Linked DNA regions of Homo sapiens: all the other regions are linked to region 1. The links are chromatin contacts, found by Hi-C or POLR2A ChIA-PET in ENCODE. All regions are on one chromosome and are shown on one strand. Each heading gives the region's core, a stretch centred on a gene start or an enhancer-like site at or near the end of the contact. The rest is flanking DNA. Distances are from core to core; before and after follow the strand shown. Region 1 has its middle 19 kb from the start of LINC00272. Region 2 has its middle 39 kb from the start of LINC01732. Region 3 has its middle 21 kb from the start of LINC01732. Region 4 holds the start of NCF2 (neutrophil cytosolic factor 2). Region 5 holds the start of SMG7-AS1 (SMG7 antisense RNA 1). Region 6 has its middle 86 kb from the start of CACNA1E.

The links. Hi-C counts contacts between places; a loop is a spot of excess contacts on that map. ChIA-PET counts read pairs that join two places held with the same protein, here RNA polymerase II (POLR2A). Pooled maps may share reads with other maps.
Region 2: a loop to region 1 is called in a pooled map, with 8 times the contacts of the local background. The contact joins two enhancer-like sites. A Hi-C loop is called at or near these places in 3 of 37 single-sample maps with no recorded cell type and 2 of 50 pooled maps.
Region 3: a map with no recorded cell type shows a loop between it and region 1 (13-fold over the local background). The contact joins two enhancer-like sites. A Hi-C loop is called at or near these places in 2 of 37 single-sample maps with no recorded cell type and 3 of 50 pooled maps.
Region 4: a loop to region 1 is called in a map with no recorded cell type, with 8 times the contacts of the local background. The contact joins the promoter of NCF2 here to the enhancer-like site in region 1. A Hi-C loop is called at or near these places in 4 of 37 single-sample maps with no recorded cell type and 3 of 50 pooled maps. POLR2A ChIA-PET finds 5 or more read pairs at or near these places in 1 of 52 experiments (GM12878).
Region 5: a pooled map shows a loop between it and region 1 (6-fold over the local background). The contact joins the promoter of SMG7-AS1 here to the enhancer-like site in region 1. A Hi-C loop is called at or near these places in 2 of 37 single-sample maps with no recorded cell type and 3 of 50 pooled maps.
Region 6: a map with no recorded cell type shows a loop between it and region 1 (21-fold over the local background). The contact joins two enhancer-like sites. A Hi-C loop is called at or near these places in 3 of 37 single-sample maps with no recorded cell type and 3 of 50 pooled maps. POLR2A ChIA-PET finds 5 or more read pairs at or near these places in 1 of 52 experiments (activated CD4-positive, alpha-beta T cell).

What each region holds. Positions count from the first base shown.
Region 1 is chr1:182,424,699-182,428,268 of GRCh38, reverse strand. No RefSeq gene overlaps it. Among named protein-coding and RNA genes, the nearest start is that of LINC00272, 19 kb to the right of the region's middle. Within about 2 kb of position 1,733, at least 2 of the 41 ENCODE cell types and tissues checked have a DNase peak (open chromatin) inside an H3K27ac peak, as active enhancers do; they include GM12878, where a contact is called at or near this core.
Region 2 is chr1:181,133,657-181,137,226 of GRCh38, reverse strand. No RefSeq gene overlaps it. Among named protein-coding and RNA genes, the nearest start is that of LINC01732, 39 kb to the left of the region's middle. RefSeq lists enhancers at 1,214-1,263, 1,583-2,166, 1,874-2,293, 1,461-2,660. Within about 2 kb of position 1,711, at least 28 of the 41 ENCODE cell types and tissues checked have a DNase peak (open chromatin) inside an H3K27ac peak, as active enhancers do.
Region 3 is chr1:181,151,464-181,155,033 of GRCh38, reverse strand. No RefSeq gene overlaps it. Among named protein-coding and RNA genes, the nearest start is that of LINC01732, 21 kb to the left of the region's middle. RefSeq lists a silencer at 1,745-2,029 and enhancers at 1,869-2,078, 516-3,121. Within about 2 kb of position 1,978, at least 23 of the 41 ENCODE cell types and tissues checked have a DNase peak (open chromatin) inside an H3K27ac peak, as active enhancers do.
Region 4 is chr1:183,588,554-183,592,123 of GRCh38, reverse strand. It overlaps NCF2 (neutrophil cytosolic factor 2), which reads left to right and starts at 1,665. Exons shown (of 15, transcript NM_000433.4): 1 at 1,665-1,968. The coding sequence starts at 1,795. RefSeq lists enhancers at 936-1,275, 1,386-1,645.
Region 5 is chr1:183,470,122-183,473,691 of GRCh38, reverse strand. SMG7-AS1 (SMG7 antisense RNA 1) reads left to right here and starts at 1,710. Exons shown (of 5, transcript NR_040063.1): 1 at 1,710-2,972; 2 at 3,152-3,227. SMG7 (SMG7 nonsense mediated mRNA decay factor) reads right to left here and starts at 1,193. Exons shown (of 23, transcript NM_001375584.1): 1 at 1,043-1,193. The coding sequence starts at 1,071. RefSeq lists silencers at 1,206-1,355, 3,328-3,517 and an enhancer at 1,511-2,142.
Region 6 is chr1:181,396,084-181,399,653 of GRCh38, reverse strand. It overlaps a transcript of CACNA1E not described here. Among named protein-coding and RNA genes, the nearest start is that of CACNA1E, 86 kb to the left of the region's middle. RefSeq lists an enhancer at 1,032-1,141. Within about 2 kb of position 1,578, at least 2 of the 41 ENCODE cell types and tissues checked have a DNase peak (open chromatin) inside an H3K27ac peak, as active enhancers do.

The DNA of each region.
Region 1 (3,570 bases), core at 484-2,983:
GGCCAGTCTCACCCTGCCAGCCACAGGATCAACTCATGAACTTGTCTTCTAGCTATGAGTCACATATTATAGTTCATCACCTGGGGATTTTGGTTTTCTTCTTTAGATCTTGACTAAAAACAATTCTTTTTTTTAAGGCTGTATCTTATTTATTTTATCCAGCAAGTCTTTTCCTGCAGGGGTGGGAGGTGGGGAATTAAATCAGCCAGCCATGTTGCTGAAAATGGAAGTCCTTGGAGTAGGTATTAGAGAAAAGTCTGTTTTCTAGAGAAAGTAAGGGCATTTGAGTTGGGGCAGTTCTCACATCCAGGTGGGTGCTTTGTTTCTTCTTGGGGCATGGTTCAGCCAAGCCATTGTAAGCATGTAGTGGGGAGCGGGTGTTCTACAATATGGAAAGAGCTGCTCCTGGAGGCTAAGGTTCCTCCCACAGGAGGGTCCTTAGTGTGACTCTCTCTCCTCCTCTCCATTCTCATCAGGAACCTTTAATACTCAGGAAAAATCAGAGAACATTGCTGGACTGGAATGGAGTCCTGGGCCACCTGAAAAGGATTTCCATTTCTCCTGTCCTTGGAAGGAGAGACATAAGAGAGCCAAGTACAGAAAATCCAAACTACTTAAGTCAAGGTTAGAGCACGACAAATCACCCATTAAACCCTTTTCAGTGTAAGGTTTAGCCTGCTAAACCCTTTTCAGATTATAAGTAAGAGTACCTGCCCACTCTCATTAGCATTATTTCCACCATGGACTCACACCCATAAAAGACAGCCCAGTTTCTCAGGTGAGGGAAACAGATGAGGGTCTGCTACTTTAAGGCCTCTGAGAACATGAAGTCCCTCCTAGGTGGTCTTACCAGTCCCCCTGCATCAACAAGATTTGGTACTGTGGTGCTTTAGCCAAGTATTAATAGTTACCCAGCCCAAGATGTTCCAGAACAGCCTTGTGCCACACCACATTGAAAATCAGGCCTGGGCCCTGAATATGCCACTGCGAGAGGAAACTTGCTTGAGTTTCCCATCAAGAGAAGTGAGAACTTTCATATTACCCAGAGCAACAATTTGCAGTTATTGGGGTCATTCTGAAAGTTGACTCAGGTGCATCAAAATAACTCTCATCATTTGAATGGTCATAAGAATCAACAGCTTGGCTATGAGAACATCAGGCAAGAGAGTACATAGTTATTTTTCCTGATTTTCTGCCTATGCAGATGTAAAAATTATACATAAACATTTTCACACTCTCTGAGCGGAAGTAATGTTACTCACTTTTTTTTTTTTTGAGGTGGAGTCTCACTCTGTCACCAAGGCTGGAATGCAGTGGCACAATCTTGGCTCACTGTAACCTCTGCCTCTCGAGTTCAAGTGATTCTCATGCCTCAGCCTCCTGAGTAACTGGGATTACAGGTGTGTGCCACCATGCCTGGCTAATTTTTTGTATTTTTGGTGGAGATGGGGTTTCACCATGTTGGCCAAGCTCAGCCACCCAAAGTGCTGAGATTACAGGCGTGAGCCATGGTGTCTGGCCATGTCACTCATTTCTGAAGTGAAAAAACTGGCTTTAGCCCCCAAGACTGTCAGGAAATGGACCCTTCATCATCCACCTCGATTTCCCCTTTTCTCTAAGAATCCCACGGCTAATACAGTCTCAAAATCTGTTGAATAGCCAACCATTCTCAGAAAAGGGAGAGGCATGAATAGTGTTCTTGACGTTGCTATGGTAACAAGTCCCCACCCTTCTTACCCTCCACCTCTCACCCTCATCTACCATGGGGAACTGACTTCATAGCTCCCTAGTGCTGTAGCCCACTGAAATAAAGGGGCTGCCACAGCTTGGTTCCTGCTCAAGCCAGCAGGGGCTTTTTTAGGAGGACAGCTCTCTGAGCGACCACATTCACCCTGAGCCACCTCCAACACCAGTGCTCCTTTCATGGGCCTCAGAGCCTTCTGACCCACTGGATCCCATCAGCTCTTGCTGTTTCCTCTGAGGTCTTGCTCAGAATGAGTGATTGCATCTACTGCCAGCCAAACCCACAGTCTTGTGCCCTTCCCAGTCTCTGGGATTTCTTGCAGGGTGGACTGTTGCTTGCTTTTTAATCTCCTAAAACCCAAAAGGTCCATCCTGACCCTTCTTCAATAGTTTGAGTACTGTACCACCAGAAGGGGCTTGCATTTTAGGGAAAAAACAAAAAACAAAGCAAAACAAAAAAACTGTCTTCTCTCCTGGGTGACTAGAAGGATCCAGACTTCAGGAACACAAAGGCTTATTTGCCACCCTTTTGGTAGACCCAGGACAAGAACTTTCATCCCTTCTTTCTTTTTCTTTTTCAGTTTTCCAGTTTTTCTAAATTAATTTTTTAGCCAGGCACAGTAGCTCATGCCTGTAATCCCAGCACTTTGGGGTGGTCAAGGCAGGCGGATCACCTGAGGTCAGGAGTTCAAGACCAGCCTGGCCAACATGGTAAAAACCTATCTCTACTAAAAATACAAAAATTAGCCAGGCGTGGTGGCAGGCACCTGTAACCCCAGCTACGCGGGAGGCTGAGGCAGGAGAATCGCTTGAACCTGGGAGGCGGAAGTTGCAGTGAGGCAAGATAGTGGCACTGCACTCCAGCCTAGGTGACTGAGGGAGACTCTGTCTCAAAAAGGAAAAAAATAATAATTTTTAAAAAGTATCATACATAGGCCAGGTGTGATTGCTCACACCTTTACTCCCAGCACTTTGGGAAGCCAAGATAGGAGGATGGCTTCAGCCCAGGAGTTCAAGACTAGCCTGGGCAACATGACAAGACCCCATCTCTACAAAAAATAAAAAATTAGCTGGGTGTGGTGGTGCATGCCTGTAGTCCCACCAACTTAGGTGGGAGCATCACTTGAGTCTGGGAAGTCACAGCTGCAGTGAGCTGTGATTGTTCCACTGCACTCTAGCCTGGCTGATAGCACAAGACCCTGTCTCAAAAAAAATTTCATATATAATATACTGTGCCACTTATACTTTGATGGCATAATAGCCATTTCTGCTCAATATTTATTTATTTTTGAAATATCTTGTTGATTTAAAGTTGTGTTTTTGTTGATTTACTTTATTATACCAGAAAATGAGGTATGATGACTTTGAGATTTGAAGCTTTTGCTAGTCCTCTGAGCTTAGTAATCGTTATGCACACGAATCACTTTTTAGTGACAATGAAACTTCAGTTTACCTGCCATCAAATTGTTTAGGAAACTGGAATGAAAATAGTTTTTGGTTTTTTAGTCTTAAAACCATTTTAGACATTAATATTGTTAAAGTGTGTTGAGCCATCTCTGCCATCTTTGATAAAGTATTTTGAATGTACTTAACTTTTAATTGTTTATGGCTCACTTACTTATCCTGTCCCACATCATACAGGAGCACCATGAGCGGTGGGAGAAGGATACAGGGTGAGTGCTGTGATTATTTACACTTAGCCCCAAACTGTTAAGATCTTTTAGGATTTTGTTCTGCTTGTCAGAGTTTATTCTCTTGTCAGACTGCTATCTCGTTCTTTCCACTGTCAATGCGAATTTTCTTCTTCAATTAGTATGTTTCTTATAA
Region 2 (3,570 bases), core at 462-2,961, 1.3 Mb after region 1:
GTGAGTTGAGATCACGCCACTGCACTCCAGCCTGGGTGACAGAACAAGACTTCATCTCAAAAACAAAGAGTCCCATAGGTGATCACCTTGTGTGGATGAGAAGCAATGACTCGGGGTTGGCGAAGAAGACGGAAGGCCCTAGAAGGATGGAAATACAATCTGAAGGGAGGTGTATTTTGGAGGCAGGACTAACCATTGGCATATTGTTGTTGTCAGACTTTAGGACAGTGTGTGAAGGAGCATCTCACCCTGGGAGTCAGAGACACTGGGGTGAGGGAAGTGGTCACGCATCCACAGAGGTGAGGAGCTGCTCAAGGCAGGCCCCGCTGTCTGTGTGCGTGCTCCGTGTCTCTGTGTGTGTGTGGTGTGTCTATGTGTCTGTGGTGTGTCTGTGTGTGATGTGTGTCTGTGTGTGTGGCGTATGTCTCTGTGTGTGGTGTGTCTATGTGTCTGTGGTGTGTCTGTGTGTGATGTGTGTCTGTGTGTGTGGCGTATGTCTGTGTGTGTGGTGTGTCTGTGTGTCTGTGGTGTGTCTGTGTGTGTGGTGTGTCTGTGTGTCTGTGGTGTGTCTGTGTGGTGTGTCTATCTGTGTGGTATGTGTGTGGTGTGTCTGTGTGTCTGTGGTGTGTCTGTGTGTGGAGTGTCTGTGTGTCTGTGGTGTGTCTTTGTGTGTGTGGTGTGTCTATGTGTGTAGTGTGTCTGTGTGTGTGTCTCTATGTATATGATATGTTTGTGTCTGTCTGTGGGGGGTATGTCCGTGTGTGTGTCTCTGTGTGTGTGTGCACACGTGCGCACAATTGAGGGAAGAGCTAAAAGCCTTCCAGAAAAATCCAGTAGGGGTTGGGGGTGGAAAGAGGCAGGCTTCGCCAAATACTAACAACCTGAATATTAAAAGAAGCTGTGCCTCTGGCCATGACATCATCGCTCCCTTCACAAAGTGTCCAATGGGGCATTTCCTGGTCATAGCAAAGGAATGGTGAAAATCAGCTGCACATCACAGCTGAATTGCTTTCTCCTATTGTTTTCTCATAAATATGAGGTTCTGAGCTATAGGTGGGCATTTCCAAGCTAGCTTCAGAACTGTGCCTCCATTCCCACAGTAATTCTGCAAGGCAAGGGGTTCTGCGTTCCTAACAAGCGGTCTAGAAATAAAGCCTTGGGAACAACTCAGAGGAAGTCACTCGGCCTTACACAAATTGCAGGCGGAGGACAGTTCCCTCTTTTGCAGATCACACTGTCACAAATCAGCTTTTTCTTATAAATCAGCATCTCTGCTGCTTACTCATGTTCAGCTTGTGGCCAACTATGACACTCCAGGAATTGTTTTCTTCTGTAATTTGACCCAGGAGGGTTTGAGCTGTAGTTTTTATGCCGGTTCGTAGTAGTATGGCCCAGAGGAGCCATCACAGGCAGCATTCTGAAGGAGTCTTTTAGAGAAAGCTGCACCTCCTTATGAACAAAGGCTAAAGAAAGTTTATTATCTTGGAATCCAGGGTGAAAACAATTCAGTTTTTTAAAGATCTATAAAAGTTACCCAAGGCTTCTTAGACCCTGCCAGTCTGAGACACAAAAACAATAGAAATCCATATTTGCCTGGCTCTGAACCACACCGCTGCAGCTCCCCCACCCCTAGAACCCCACCCAGCAGTTCCAGATGTCCCCACAAGGGCTCTCAAGTTCTCCAGAGAGGACAGTAGTCAGAGGCTCAGACAGGCAGGGACTCCAATGATGACTGGTGACGTGAGCCTCAGTTTCCTTATCTGTAAACTGCAAAATGTAAAATCTGAAAAGCGGAGATAAATCTCACTTCATGGTGTTGTTCTAAGGACTAAACGATCCAATATATGTAAAAGACCTAAGCCCAGTGCCAGGCATCTGGTAAGTAGTCAATAAATGCTACCCACCACTACTACCAGCCACCCCCATTACAGCCTCCTCATCAATACCCATCCCTGCTCCGGCTCGCCTCCCTCCCGACTCGGGCGTTCTCTCCATGCCTCAGATCCAGTCACCTCTCCCAAGGATCTCCTTGGTCTTCTCAGGAACCTGGCCAGCCTGCCCCAGCAGACATGCCCGGGCATGCCTCCCTCACCCTCAGCCTCATGCTGGGCTGCTGCCACGCAGATGCAGACACCCAGGGACACACAGGCAGAAACACCCCACTACAGTCTCGCTGCTCTCTGTCCTTGCCTGCCCCTCCCATGGGGCACACCCATCCCCAGGCTCCCAAGCTGGGGGACCAAGGCTCTGAAGAAACTAGCGCCTGGCAGGGATGGCACTGTGAAACCACAAGGCTGTTTAAGAGTCACGGTCACTGTCAGGGGGCCCACAGGAGAAGTCAGTAGTGAAAGCCAAACACAAAACACCCAGGATGAAATCAGGCAAATTGGAGAAAGTAGCTGGGGGCACAAGGACACTTGGGTGGAAGACAGAGGAAAGATGCGGGTCACATAGCAGCTTCCCCTAATTCCCACGCTCCTCCACCCCGCCTTGAAAATCTGGCATTGTCAACACAAAGCCGGAAAAACCCTGGAGGCAACAATCTCAAACCTGAGACTTAATAAATGCCAACTCTGTCATTTACAGAATGACCTTTGACAAGTCTCTCTTCTTCTGGGGGAACCACAATTTCCTCTTTTTTTTTTTTTTTTTTTTGAGACGGAGTTTCACTCTTGTCACCCAGGCTGGAGTGCAATGGCACGATCTCGGCTCACTGCAACCTCTGCCTCCTGGGTTCAAGCAATTCTCCTGCCTCAGCCTCCCAAGTAGCTGGGATTACAGGCATGCGCCACCACGCCAGCTAATTTTGTATTTTTAGTGGAGACGGGGTTTCTCCATGTTGGTCAGGCTGTTCTCGAACTCCCGACCTCAGGTGATCTGCCCGCCTTGGCCTCCCAAAGTGCTGAGATTACAGGCGTGAGCCACCACGCCCGGCCCACAATTTCCTCATTTCAAAACAGGAGAGCAGCCCAAATGGCATGAATATCTGCAGGCAGGCCCTGGCCGCTGCCCTTACCTCAGCTGCACTCATTAATTCACCTTCCCTGAGCGCCTGCTCTGTGCTGGGGGCCACTAGGCCTGGGAAGCAAAGGCTGAAGGCTGCTGGAGAAATCTGGTCTTAACCATTCCCACGCAGGCATGTGGGCAGGCAGTGCGGGCTGGGTGTGCAGAGAATGCACTGAATTCACCTACAGGGTCTGTCGCCTGAGCCTCTTGAAGGAACACAGGGAATTCAGGTAGAGAAGGCAGAGAGGACATTCCAGGAAGGGAAATGAAGGTGGGGAGGGAATGACAAGTGTGGGGTTTCTCAGGGTAGAAGAAGTTGTGAAGCGAGGGGTAGCAGGTGTGAGGCTGGAGGATTACGGCCATGTGCTCTCTCAGGAGCCTGTGGGAGGTGGGCGTATCCCATCCAGGCCAGGAGCCGCAGGAACCTGTCTGTGCCTTGGGTCAAGGTCATGCTGACTGCCTGAGCAGCAGGGGCCTGGTTGGGCGATCCCTGGAGAGGCAAGGGGCCAGCACAAGGTGGTGGCAGTGGGAACAAAGAGATGGAGAGGAGGGGAAATGGGGAGA
Region 3 (3,570 bases), core at 729-3,228, 1.3 Mb after region 1:
ATAATAATAATACAAAAATTAGCCAGGTATGGTGGCATGCCTGTGATCTCAGCTACTCAGGATGCTGAGGTGGGAGGATCGCTTGAGCCCAAGAGATGGAGGTTGCAGTAAGCCAAGATCACGCCACTGCACTCCAGCCTAGGTGACAGAGCAAGACCTTGTCTCAAAAAAATAATAATAATAATTTTAAAAAAGAAACACCCTCACAGACACACCCAGAATAATGTTTGACAAAATATCTGGGCACCCTGTGTCCCAGTCAAGTTGACACACAAAATGATCCATCACACTACGCATTTTCCTCTGGACACTGCTTTAACTGTACCTCCTAAGTTCTGGTAAGTGATGTTTTCATTATTGCTGTTTTACAGATAATCATTCCATCTTGAAAATGTCTTGTGGCTTACAGCAGGAATATTTTGCTACTAAATTTTGACCAAGAAGTAGGTACAACGACTTGCCTTTTCATATGAGGTTGACCTGATTCTTATGAGGCCAATATGAAGGTGAACCAGAACCTTCTCAGGGCCCAGAAGTTGCTTTGAAAAAATTCTCTCAACACTTGAAAAACTCATTTAAATATCAATGGAAACACACACCTACCTGCCTAGATGGGTTTCTTAACAACCAAGGTCAAAAGTTTCCCTATTGGATCTTGAATCTAAGAGGAAAAAAAGAAACCACCAACTCTTTCTCATTCAAATGTTCATAAATAATAATATTATTAACAATAATTATAATAGCTACCATAAGGCTGGGCACGGTGGCTCACACCTGTAATCCTAGCATGCCTGTAATCCTAGCATTTTGGGAGGCCGAGGCAGGTAGATCACCTGAGGTCAGGAGTTCGAGGCCAGCCTGGCCAACATGGTGAAATCCCGTCTCTACTAAAACTACAAAAATCAGCTGGGGGTGGTAGTCGGTGCCTGTAATCCCATCTACTTGAGAGGTAGAGGCAGGAGAATTGCTTGAACCCAGGAGGCAGAGGTTGCAGTGAGCCGAGATTGTGCCACTGTACTCCAGCCCGGGCAACAGAGTGAGACTCCATCTCAAAAACAAAACAAAACAAAACAAAAAAATAGCTACCATAATGCCATCTGATGTATGTTTTCAGTGCTTTACATATGTCATCTTATTTACATTTTACAACAGTTCTAAGATGGAAATATCACTCTACATTTTAAAGATGAGAAAACCAGGCTTCGAAGGGGTTACATAACTTACTTAGGATCACACTTCTTTCTAAGTGGAGAAGCTAGGATGTCACACCAGCTCCGATTTAAAACCTGTGTATTTTTTCAGGATAATACCTTGCCTCTTTTGCACACTCCTCTGCCCTGACTTACAGCAATAAGATGGTTCTGCCTCTCATGACAAAACTTATTTTCTAGGCAGAGCAAGTACGTCTGCTGTGGTCCACTCTCAATTAGGTAGAAGTCCAGCCTGGAATTGTGGCACTGCAATGCAGCAGGCCACCTGGCCACAGAAGGCCTTTGCCTGTAGAAGCCATATGGATGAAGAAGACTCTGAGCCAAGCACTAATGCAGAGAGGGGATGGAACAGGGGTGGGGGCTGGGGAAGGAGGGAGCTGGCACAGCTGCTTCCGAAGGGGACGTTACGATGGGCCATCAGTATTGACCACTAAGCCTGAATGTGCTGGACACACCAGTCACCCATGCCAAGCCCATTAAGTTCATCTCAGCTGTCTGGCAACTGCCCTCTAATGAAACAAGCCAACAACTTCCTATATTTGAGGTTTCAGTTAGTGTTGTTGGCCAAGTTTCAGTGGGAACCAGAGAAGACGACCACACGGGGGCTGTAGGCCCTGAGAGCAGCAGCCCAAGCCGACCTCAGAGCGCCTGCCAGCTGGGCAGATTATCAGCGTCCTGCTGCAGAGAGATAAGGAACGTTCTGATCCAGCCCCGAGAAGTGCAGGGCTTTATATAGCAGCTTGAGTAGGCTGCAAGGGAATGTCCTGGCCGAAGGCTTCTCCGTAGCCAAGAGAGAGGGGAGTGGGTGGAGAGGAAGGCGGGAGCTTTATAAATAACCCGATGTGTGCTGATCTGCTCAGCGGCCTTGTCTTAGCAAAGCCTGAGGCCTGGGGGAGGAGAGGGACATTTACAGATGACTTTTATTTTCTTTATCACTTCTCTATATTTTCTAAGTTTTCTACGATGAACTTGAACTCCTTTTATAATCAGCAAGTATGAATACAATTTTAAGAAAGCAAAAAAGAGAGGCATAAAAAGAATTCCTTTGGTTGGAGATTTTAGTGACCATCTTTACCCACTCAGAGGTTCCCAAACAAGCCCCAGTGCTCTCCTCCCTTCTCTGGTCTCTCCCATTGGGCCCCCTGGGGTGCCTGTACTCACCTATGATGCAGGATCTGACCAGTTTTCTTAGCTCCTCCCGGGTTCCCGCATTCCCCATACTCTCCCCCTGCTCCCACTAATCCAAATGTGGCTGTCCTTGGCCTTATTGTTTTTAAAAAAGGTGTCCAGGTCCCTCATCTCTGCTAGGGTACATAAGGGTTACTTGGGTATGTCCCCTGTGCCTGCTACACTAGCTTAATAATGGGTAAAAAGCCATGGAGTCCCTGTACAGAGTGTGGTTTATACTCTCTGTGCCTCAGGGTCCCTTTTCTATAAAATGGTGATAACAAGACCACCTACTTCATAGAGGTCACATTAAGATTAAAATAAGACAGTGGATGTAAACTGGCTGACACATTGGAAATGGCCAATTAAATATTAACTAATTATCACTCCACTGAGCATCCCTCCTCACACTCAGGCCCTGAATGACCACACCTACCAAATGTGACCAGACAGATTTTCACTGTTTCCAAAAATAACTCCTCCCAGGAGGTGTGAAGATTCACCACTGCAACTCTGGCACTGATTCAAAGCAGGAGTTCCAAAAATGTTTTGCGAGGTGACAGGCTCCCAGAATCACAGTCAGCCTTCACAGTGCCCCTTATACGGCTGCAATCCTCATTTGGATGTGTGAGTCATGGTAGGGCTACCACATAAACAGATAAATGAATAAACATGTTGTGACTTTGTAGTAACGACCTCATGTAAGCTAAGTTCAGCTCATGACTCTGGGGCAATTTTTAGGACACAAAAGTAGATAAAATATCAACCGATCCCTATTTTTTGAGCAAGCGCTATGTGCAAAAAGGCACGGCGCTAAAATGCAAAAATGGAACATTTTAAAAAGATGAAAGCTTCTGCTTGGAAAGAGATTACACCCTAATCGAGGAAGTAAAATGCAGATACAGGAATAGAAAGCACACTCAGCAAAGCAAGATATGATCCATGGAGGTGATAAGGTGGAGAGTTCAGAAGAGCACGCCCGCTGGGTTCTGGAGGTCAAAGCAGCCTCGTGGAGGAAATTAATACCCTTGATAAGTGGATGCCAGGCCTTGTAGAATTCTGATGCAATCAGGATAGAGTCTGAGAGAAAGGGTCTCACATGTCAATGTCAACAAAGCATGGTGCTAGGTACTCATATAAGTACATCATCTTTTTTTGATCTTGACAAGAATCTAGTGTGATGTTACCATTC
Region 4 (3,570 bases), core at 416-2,915, 1.2 Mb before region 1:
TTTGCATCTAAGTATTTGACCCCCATAAACATGCATTTTACCTAAAAAGAAGCCTGGATTTTAGCAAGCCAAATTGGCTATACCCTTTACCCCCAGTTATTCCTCTGGGAGGTTTTACTGATTTTTACTTTTCTGGAAAAGCAAGGAAAGAACTCTTAAATCTGTTTTTTCAGAGACTAGTAAATCCATTAGTCATCAGTGCAGGACTTTCATCTCTTCAATTTTTCACTGGAAGATGGGAGAAGTCATAATTCACTGTCATGTGGCTCCCAATTTTGACATTTGCAGGAAATTGGTCCCCTCTGAACTTCATGAATGTTCATAAAAGTTATTTCGGCTGGGCACGGTGGCTCACTCCTGTAATCCCAGCACTTTGAGGGGAGGCCGAGGAGGCCGAATCACCTGAGGTCAGGAGTTCGAGACCATCAGCCTGGCCAACATGGTGAAACCCCATCTCTACTAAAAATACAAAAATTAGCAGGGCGTGGTGGCAGGCTTCTGTAATCCCAGCTACTCAGGAGGCTGAGGCAGGAGAATTGCTTGAACCCAGGAGGCAGAGGTTGCAATGAGCTGAGATCGTGTCACTGCATTCCAGCCTGGGCAACAAGAGTGAAACTCCGTCTCAAAAAAAAAAAAAAAAAAGTTATTTCAGGCCCAGATCAGATGGATCTCCAAAGATTATCCTGTCTCAAAAATTTGTTAATGATAATTTCAGCTCAAGATAAACACTAACATATTAATACAGCCTATGGGATTACAAAAAAGTGAGCAAGGAATTCATTCAAGACTGGAAAGAATTATCCTCTCATCTGACACTCCCATTTAACAAGGGTGTGGAAATCAAGGCCCAGTGACACAGGATTTTTTCTCCATCACTTTGTAAGCCAGGAACCTCTGGCTGGTGACACCCTGCCCAGGCCTCAGTGGGCCACACTACCTGCTGCAGGAGATGGCCTGCCCACTCGGCCTGGGTGGGGAGTTTTATTGAGTGATGAAAACAGCTTTCAGTGGAGAGGGGATGCAGGGGTGGTTCCCCTACCCAAAGGCAGGAAAGTCCCCCCAGTGCGGGTGAGTCTGGGGCTTTTATGGGCTCAGAATAGGGGAGGGGCAGGACATAGGTAGTACTGGAAAAGGCAACATTCAATTGGTTAAAAGGCATTAGTCAGAAATAATTAATTGGGAAAGAGCAGACAAACAGGAACAGAAGTTCTCACTCTAGGTCACGGGTTTCATTTGGGACCAGTAGCCTAGTCTTTCAGCCTTCAGGCTGTTTTTGGCTTGAAGGTGGGGTTTCACCAGGGACCTGCCCCTATCTGCCTAGGCATTTGGCTGCCTCCTGTCATTATCACCAGGGAGGTGCCTCTACCTGCCAAGGTTACCCTGGCTCTAGAAGCAGAACTTTGGCCAGAAGCTGCCACAGAACAGGGGTGGGAGAGAGAAGAGGAGCTGGGTGACAGAGCAGAAGCATTTTGGGGAACTGATCCTTCAGGCAGCAGCTGATGTACTTCCTCTCTCCTCCACACTCCACCCCTACTCGCCCTCTCTCTCTCTGCTTCTTTCCTTTTCTCTCTCATGGTAGGGTTATGAGTCAGTTGCCAAAAGGTGGGGACATTTCCTGATGCATTTGCAACACTGAGAAGTTATCTTAAGGGAGGCTGGGCCCCATTCTACTCATCTGGCCCAGAAAGTGAACACCTTGGGGGCCACTAAGGCAGCCCTGCTAGGGGAGACGCTCCAACCTGTCTTCTCTCTGTCTCCTGGCAGCTCTCTTGGCCTCCTAGTTTCTACCTAATCATGTCCCTGGTGGAGGCCATCAGCCTCTGGAATGAAGGGGTGCTGGCAGCGGACAAGAAGGACTGGAAGGGAGCCCTGGATGCCTTCAGTGCCGTCCAGGACCCCCACTCCCGGATTTGCTTCAACATTGGCTGCATGTACACTATCCTGAAGAACATGACTGAAGCAGAGAAGGTGAGTGGAGGTGCCTCTTTCCGGGCCTCCTCTGTGCATTTGTTATTATGATTCTCAACCCCATTGCATTTCGGAAACCTAACCTCTGGGGAGATTGAAAAGAACAAAAGTTGCCCAAGCTCCACCCCTAGACAGCCTGATTTAACTGGTCTGGGAGGGGCCCCAGGCAGCCAGTTTTAAAAGCTCTCCAGGTGGAGAGCAGGTGAGGGGCAGCCAGGGTTGCCTCTTTCTCCATCTTCTAAATTAAAATCATTCTACAAGTGTCTTTAACACCTTTGTGAAGGCTGTCCTAGTCGTACTTTCTTCTACACAGAACTCCTTCTGGGCACAGAATCTCTATCTATCCCAGCGCTTTACACCTGATTATTGATTCTAAGGCACCTCTTTTGGCTTTCCAAGACTTTCATGTGTGTCGACTTTGCCTGCTCAAGAGATTTAAGGGAGGCACTTACAAAAAATAGCTTTTATCCCAAGTGACAATTCTGATCAATTATAAAGGAGACTCTTTTAAAGATGCTGAGGCTGGCAAGAGGAAATTGTACTGTGATTGACTAGTGATGTCTGCTGGGGGCATGGTGTGGGATGTCTCGCATCTTTTTCGTTATGTTTTCTCACTCAAATACCATAGTATGGAGTTAAGCATTCTCGATAATTATTTTTTTGATTGGTTGTGGTAAGGTGGAAAGGGTATGGAGTTTGGAAGGAGAAGATCTAGGATCGAATCCTAGCCTCTGTCTCTCTCTGGACTTTTAGTCTTAAGCAAGCTATGTAGCCTATGTAGACATCTGGCTTTCAGCTTCCTGAGTTTCTAAATATCATGAAAATTAAGTGAGATGCCAAACTATTAATGTCTCGTGGAACTTCACACCACTGTATAAGAGTTAGTTATTATTTTTACCGATTACTGCCAGTCTTTGCAAGGTGTGGCAGTGGTTGACTCCCCAGGTCCCTTAAAGAATCAGTCCCTTCCACACTCCAACAGTAGGTAAACAAGCCTCAGCCACACCCTCCTGACAGGAAGACAGAGAAGTGACTGAAATGTTCTCACATAGCTTGACAAGTCAATCTCAGGCTCTAAGGCAGAGCATGGCAGGACCCCCCACCTCTGGCTGGAGGAAGGACATGGCCCCACCTCCTCTCAGGGGCCTGCTGAGGGGCTGAGTGAACAGCACCACACATTCTGAGGGCTGATGGACACAAAGTGCACATTGTCCAGGAGAAGAGATTGGCAGCTAGTCTGGGCACAGCTATGCCAGCAGGGACTGTAGCCTCCTGCCTTGGCCTGGATATGGGATCCTTGGCAAGGTTGTGTGGGCCACCACTCACTTCTCAGCTCCCAGGCCTTCAGGCCCACATGTCTCTGTTTCTCCTGGCATTCCTCTGCTTCTAGCCTTCTCATTCCTTCTGCCTTTCTTTGTTTTCCTGCTTGAGCCCTTCCTACTAGCATTTATATGCATTCTTATTCATTATCATTTTAATTGTATACTATTCATGTATAAGTTTGTATAGTAAACAAATATAACAATTTATATAATATTTTAATTATTTTCATTTGCAATAAATTTTATTATTTATTTAAACTGAATGTTCAATACATTCATA
Region 5 (3,570 bases), core at 461-2,960, 1.0 Mb before region 1:
TCTTCCCCTTTTCTAAGCAGTAGTCACTCCCCAGTTAATTTCAGGATCTAACAACCTTACTTTTCTCTATCAAGATTTTTGACCCACTTTACCTCTGCCTCCAAGCTCTTACTCAGCTTCCATGGAACCTTTCAGCTGACACAAAAGCTGGTGTCCTTCCATTCAATATGTTCTCGCCATCAGGTACTAAGTTCAACCTATCTACATCTTCATCCTGAAATGTGCATCAATCGCCGCGCCCCCCACCCCAGACACACATCTCGCACACACACACACTATTCCCATGTGTCACTCTACCTCTGACATACAAGTTCCTTACACCACTCTTAATGAATACACACGACTCTCAGAATGGTATCTTCCGACTACACTGATTCTAACCCAGTTTCTTCTGAAAAACCCAACCTTGTCCACAGTGCCTCCCTCTTTCCTCACTTCCCCATCTATTCCCCTTCACGCCTCCCCACACCGCCAACTAACTACAGATGACATTATTCCTCAATACTCCCAACCCGAGAATGAAGAACAAGCTCCAGTTTCCTGCGGTCTCCCTCTCCCCCTGTCTGCCCTCCGCGGTTCCCCCGCCCCAACACCCCAGGTGTGCAGACTTCCTCCCCGTCCTCTACTCATGCATCGCTCCAACCAATCCCACGCCACACCACGAGTCCCCTGCCACGGGGATCAGACTCCTCCACACCCACCTCCACTCGGGGTCGCCGCCGCCTCCCCGGACGTTTCTCTCCACCCCTCGCTAGCAAACCCGAGACCAAGGGCGCGCGCGCACATTCTCACGCTTCCCCAACCTCCCTCCTCGCACCGGGACGAGCCGGCTTCGCCAGAGCTCAGCCCGGGCGGTAGGGGCTAGGCACCCATACCCGTTCCGCCCCCTCCCGCAGATCCCCTTGCAGTCTCCGCCGACCTGCCCGGCGAGGAGAGGACGCAGCAACTCCCCCGCCACCCCGGACTTACCTCGGTGTCTGTTGCTCCATGCCCCAACCTGCGGCCCGCTCCCCCTACGTACCAGCCCGGCCTCGGCACTCACCGGAGGTACTGCGCGCTCTGCAGGCTCATCCTCCGCCGCCGCCGCCGCGTCTTCCCGCGAAGCCTCCGTGGGTCTCTCAGGCTCCTCGGAGCGGCCCCGCGGCACCGCGGGTGCTGGCGGCCGCCGCCATCTTCCTCTCCTCCGGCTCCTCCTCGCTCGGCAGGGGGGTGGGGGTGAATGAGGCGAGGGGGAGGGAGTGGGGAAAGCTGCTCTCGCTGCTGCTCTGGCCCGTGGGGCGCAGGGACACTCCGACCCGGGGGGGAGGGGGAGGGAGGAGGGGCGGGGGAAAGAGGAGAAGCAGAGGAAGTCGGCGACCGGGCGAGGGAGGGGGTCCCTCTCGCGAGATTTCAGCAGCGCCTGTCCCTCAGTGATTTCCGCCTCTCTGTAGCGCTCCCTTTTGGGATCAACGAGCTGTGTGGCGCCTGTGCGGCTTCTGAGAGACCGGCTGGTGGCGCTTGGCGGCTTCCTGCCAATCCACCCTTCTCCTCCCGCGCAAGGGGGCAATCCCAATCCCACCACCGGGAACACCCAGGCCAAAAGAACGGGAGTTACACTCAAAGTCTTCCCCCTTCTTATCACTCCTGCCGATTTCCCTCTTCCTTTTTGCACGCCTCCACTCTTCCCCACCGGAAACGCCGCCCCTTCCTCCTACAGTTCCTCCCAGCAGTCCCTCAACGCCTGTCTTCCCTCGCGCGTAGAGAGTGACTCGAAGGACCCCCTCTCCTCTTCGCTGCAGCCCCTCCCCATGCACGCTGGGAGACTCTTGGAGGGGATAAGGTGGGGCCCGGAGAGGAAGAGAAGACAATCGGATTGGATAGGCAGCTGCCATGGCAACTGGAGGCTGTGGTTATATTGTCATAGTAACCGATGTGTGCGGACAGGGTCACCCTCCCCTTGGCCAATGGATTCCCAGGAAACCACCCAGGGTTCCCCGTTGGCTTCCCTTCCATCTAAAGGCCTCCCCCAAGTTAGGAATCGATATAGTTCTCCCCGGTGGTGAAGTCCACTTCCTCCTCCCTTCCCACTTCCCACAGCAACTGGGGGGACACCCCGAGGCATTCACCATGGGCTTTTCCACCCGCCTGCGAGCGGGAACCACCTCCGTAGTTTCCTCTCAGAGCCGGGCGTGGAGAGGGCTGGGCCTGCGAAGAGGATGCATGGCCTGGAGGCTGGCGGGCGGCGGGCTGGAGTCGGGAGGGCGAGGCGACAGCGCCAAGCGGCGAGGAAGGGCAAGGGGTTTCCCCACAACTGCCTTGGGCTCTGGGAGGCGGGATCCCGCCTGGACGGGGTCCCTGAGGGAGGAGAGCGGCACACGACAGCCGCGATGCCTTCCCTGCCGACGGGGATAGCCGACTTCTGGCGAGTCGACCCCTCCCCCAAATCCACCCCACCCGCGTACTCCCTCCTGACCTAGCTGTCGCGAGCCTGCCGCGAGGAGGCCAGGGTGAGGGTGGGAACACATCCTAGAAGGCTAACACGTGGTTTTCTATCATTTAAGCCGGGGACAAGCCGGAAGGCTGACTAGCGCCATCACTCTGATAGGCACCCCGCAGTGGGGATCCTGCTTGATTATTAAAGGCAGACCTCCAAGTTCCTCCCTGCTCTGCAACCTTTCTCTTCTCACGGGTCTGCAGTGTTTTAAAAGTCGTCATTCTGTGTCGTTGAGTTAGAGAGGAAAACATCGGATAAAAGAGGATCAAGAAGAACGAACCCTAGATACATCTGTCTGGTGAAAGGAGTCTAGGAAAAGAAGTTTCATTCTTAGAACAAATCTTTTTGGATATTTATTATGTGTGTTTTGTGTCAGGTTTCGGGCCAAAAAGCTGAAATAAAGAACGAAGTCAATAATAATATGAAGTGTATGAGAAATAGCTGGAAAATTCATCATCCATGACTTGAAGAAATTGACGTTTTACAAGTTATATTTTCGGTTCGTATTGTGGAGTCACTTAAGGAGCTATCCCAAAGTACTTTAGGATATGTAACTATATAAAACCTTCCAAGAATGCAGCCCTCATAGGATAGTTAAAATAAGGATTTTAATGGGCTATTTTGATTTGGTTTGGTCTGGTTTGGCTACCTGATTCCTGCTGTCTTTTTCTACGCCAGGTGAAGAGGCACTTTCAAGATCCTTCTCTGAGACCTGCACCAATAAGACTATACCAATGTTCAGTTGAAACATCAGGTATAAGTTTAGCGGAAACGAAAGTACAACCTGCTTTGAAATAAATTCCAAGGACAGATTGTCATTAACGAAATAGAAAGTGGACTATGCCCCTCATGCTGCCAGCGCCTGGTATGGTGCGGCGTGACACGCAGCGCTTGCGGCAGTACAATGCCCCCAATCACCCGCCCCGCCCCGACGCGCCGCCCACTCACGGCAAAGAGAGCCACCTAGTGAGGGATTATTCTCATTTCCGCGGTGGGGTTCTGCTTTTCTTTCTACCATGAGCGCCCAAGGATAGACACTCCTACTACCTATTACCTCAAATAGCCTACATTTCTTTCCGAAAATTTATTGGTTAGAT
Region 6 (3,570 bases), core at 329-2,828, 1.0 Mb after region 1:
CTTCCCAGTCCTGCTGGAGTCAGCTCGATCACATTCCCTCCACAGTCATTCAGTCTTTGAACACCTCCGTTGACAGGGATTTCACTATTTCATTACCACCCTCTTTCCCCCACCACCCAAGCAACTATTCCAACTTTAGATAGCTCTATTAGGATGATCTTTCTTACTCTGAGCTGAAATCAATGTGTGTCAACACAGAAATCAGTGGTCTGTAAGTAAACACAATTCATTCACCTGTGGCCACCTGGGACAATCTAGAAAAAGAGGATGTAATCAGCAATAAAAACAATGAAGAGAGGCCAAAAATCAATGTATCTCCTGTCAGAATAGCTCTACGGAAATAACTCAGTGTTTTCTAAATTGACTTAGAAGACCACAAGATTTTTCATTTGCTTTTTTTTTTTCCTTCTACCTCTTTTCCTTTAAAAAAAAAAAAACTCTCTAAACTTTCTTCCCTGTGAAAAGCTAATTGTAACTTTCCTGCAAGCCATTACTCAGGTTATTTTGGGAAGAATCAACTCCTACAACTTCAGAGGAAGGACGGAAAGGTCACAATACTGGGAAGAATCAAAGGATTGAGGGGATGTGGTGGGGGGACTCACTGAAGGACCCAGGTTCATGTGAGGCAGAGGAGATTCTCCCTAATATTTATGTCCTCATAGTGTAGACAGAATTTCTGAAGTGACCTTCTACACAGCAGCATTGCCTGGAAGGGAGGAAGGGAGCTCTGTTTCCAGTTGGATCTCCATTGCCTTTTGCCTTTTGATTCAAGCTGAAAGGCTGATTTTTAGGGATGGGGCTACAGATTTCAAAGGGGTGTTGGTTTTCGCTTGATGAAGTCAAAGCCAGTGGAAACTATGACTATAGTAGGTCCAGCTGCACTGCTCAGACCTCGTTTCTGAAAGTGAGACAGGATGGAAAGTGGTCATAGTGAAAGGTGACCAGGTTGGGTGGGGGTGACAGAGCAATGCTGGTGCTTCATGGAAGCCAGTCCTCCTTTAGCTCATGGAGGGAGGGCACTCCGCACACCCTGCTCCAGCTGCCAGGAGGTGCCTCCAGAGTTCCTGCGCTTTGAATCAGCTTTTCTGGCCCTTCTTGCCCTTCTTCCAGCCCTGGCTTTGCAATTTACTGGCTTAATATCCTTGAGCAAGTCAGCCAACCTCTCTGGGCCTCAGTTTTCTCATCTGTAATATGGAGATAATTGTCCTTTCCTCCAATAGATTTATTATGAGGGTTAAATAAAATAAAGTGTGAGCATGCACTTCCTAAGCTACAAAGCTTATGGAAGAAATTGATGTGATCTTAATCTAATTTAAGGTTTTGGCACCAAAAATAGGTGCAAAGTTTTGTTTTTATTTTGTTTTGCCTTGTTTGTGTTTTTCTGGAAATGGTGATAAAGGGAGAGCTGGTCCTTGCACGTCAAGACTCTTCAGAGAAGGAAGGGAAATTAAACTGCCCCTCCTCTCAGCCAAGGCATCTGGGTAGAGCCTGTGGCTTTCATAGATGTTCAGATGGCAGCAGTTTCATTTTACAATTGACCTCAGAAGAGACAGAGGTTGAAGCAACAGCAGAGGGCTGAGCTTCAGAGTGGGGACAGGAGAAAGAGGCGGCTTCCCCAGGCAGACACTAGCTTAATAAGGTGACATTTGCACATTAGCAGCAGGCTGGCTAATTGATTTGTTCCTGTTACAGGAGCATCTGTCTCTGCAAAAAGGCGATGGCCACCAGCTCTGGCACAGTTGCTAGGAGAGTGTCCAGGATCTCTCAGGTCATTTTTTGCCCTAGCCAATAGGGTAAAAGCATTTTGAGAACCAGGAGAATGCCAATGAGAACTGACTGGAGTACAAGAAGGGTAAGGGCTACATGTGGAATCCCCAGGGCTGCGGAGCTCAGCAGGGAGAGGGAAGGACAAGACGGGATGAGGGGGAGGGACACCAGGTCCTGGAGCTGGATTCTAAGCATCGCTGATGTAGCCCATACAAAAGTTTTTCTCACTTTCCTCCTTTTTCCTGGAGTCTTCCTAGTGACGTGATGAGAGGCTGAAACACCCCACCCTGTCCAGGCGCAGTGGCTCATACCTGTAATCCCAGCACTTTGGGAGGCCGAGGCAGGCGGATCACTCGAGGCCAGTTCGAGACCAGCCTGGCCAACACGGTGAAACCCCGTCTCTACTAAAAATACAAAAATTAGCCTGGTGTGGTGACGCATGCCTGTAATCCCAGCTACTTGGAAGGCTGAGGCAGGAGAATCACTTGAACCCGGTAGGTGGAGGTTGCAGTGAGCTAAGATCGTGCCACTGCACTCCGGCCTGGAAATAAACAAAAAACTCACCGAGGCAGGGGCCTGGGTTTTGTAAGGGTTCAGGACAGAGTTCCCATCCACCATTATTGTGGTGAGACGTAGTAATAGAAGAGAATTCTATAATGTGAGGCCTGCTGGGAGCATGGGAGGCATCAGTGAGGACTGATGCTCTTGACCCTCCCAGAGACATTCTGAGAGCTCCTGTAGACCTCTGCCCTTTTTTACTGTGAAGGTCTGTTTGGTTGCCTCTAGAATTCCCTCATCTGGTGGCAGAAAACCCACCTATCTTCAGGGCTTGGAACTACCCTACAAAGCAGGTCTGCAGCTTGCAAGGGAGTCCCAGCTGTTCCATTGGCCAGGTTCGCTGCAGAGGTGTTCAAACCAGGCATCTTCTGCAGGCTGGACAGATGTGTTCTACTCTTAAAATAAAGTAGCTCCAGTCTTTACCCAAGTCCCAGAAGAAGAAGTAGTTAATGGAAATAATTTTCCCAATTTTAAGATTTCTCTCCTGTGATTTATTTTCCTTAAACTCTTGAGATCTGATACCTCTTGTCTCTATAAGAATGTAGTGGGTAATTTTATCTGTTTTAGCGTAAACTATTTATTCTGGGTTGAGGGAATCTCTGTTTCTATGTTATTCCACATTGTTCTACTCAGGACCAGGCTCCAGCAATTACCTTTCTCTTCTGCGTCATCAATTTTTCACTCGTTGGATTACTCCTATCAATGTGCAAACATACTGTTGTTTCTCTCATCTTAGAAAAACCACTTCCTTCATCAGCTATTTCCTGATTTCTTTGTTCTCCTTTGTGACAAACTCTTCAAAAGAGTCATTTCTATTCACTGTCTCAGTTCTCCTCCTCCCATCCCTTCTTACACCAACTTTGATCAAACTTTTCTCCCCACGCTTTTGTTAAGGTTATCAATGCCCTCCACATTGCTAAACCCAATGACCAATTGTTCTTGTCATGCTTGATGTGGTAGCCAGCTTCCAAGATGACCCCACCTCCTGGGATGTTCACCTTTGTGCGGTCCCCTCCCACACTGTACCAGGGTTGGTCTGTGTAACCAAGAACATTCAGAGGTGATGGCATGACACTACCACAGTTAGGTACAAAAGACTGTGGCTTCCGTCTGGGGTGCTCTCCTGCAGTCTGTCTCCCTCTTGGGCCACTTGCTGTGGGGGAAGCCAGATGCTATGTCATGAGGCCACTCAGATGGCCTACATGGCCAGGAAATAGGGTGCCAAGAACTGCAAGAGTGAGTTTG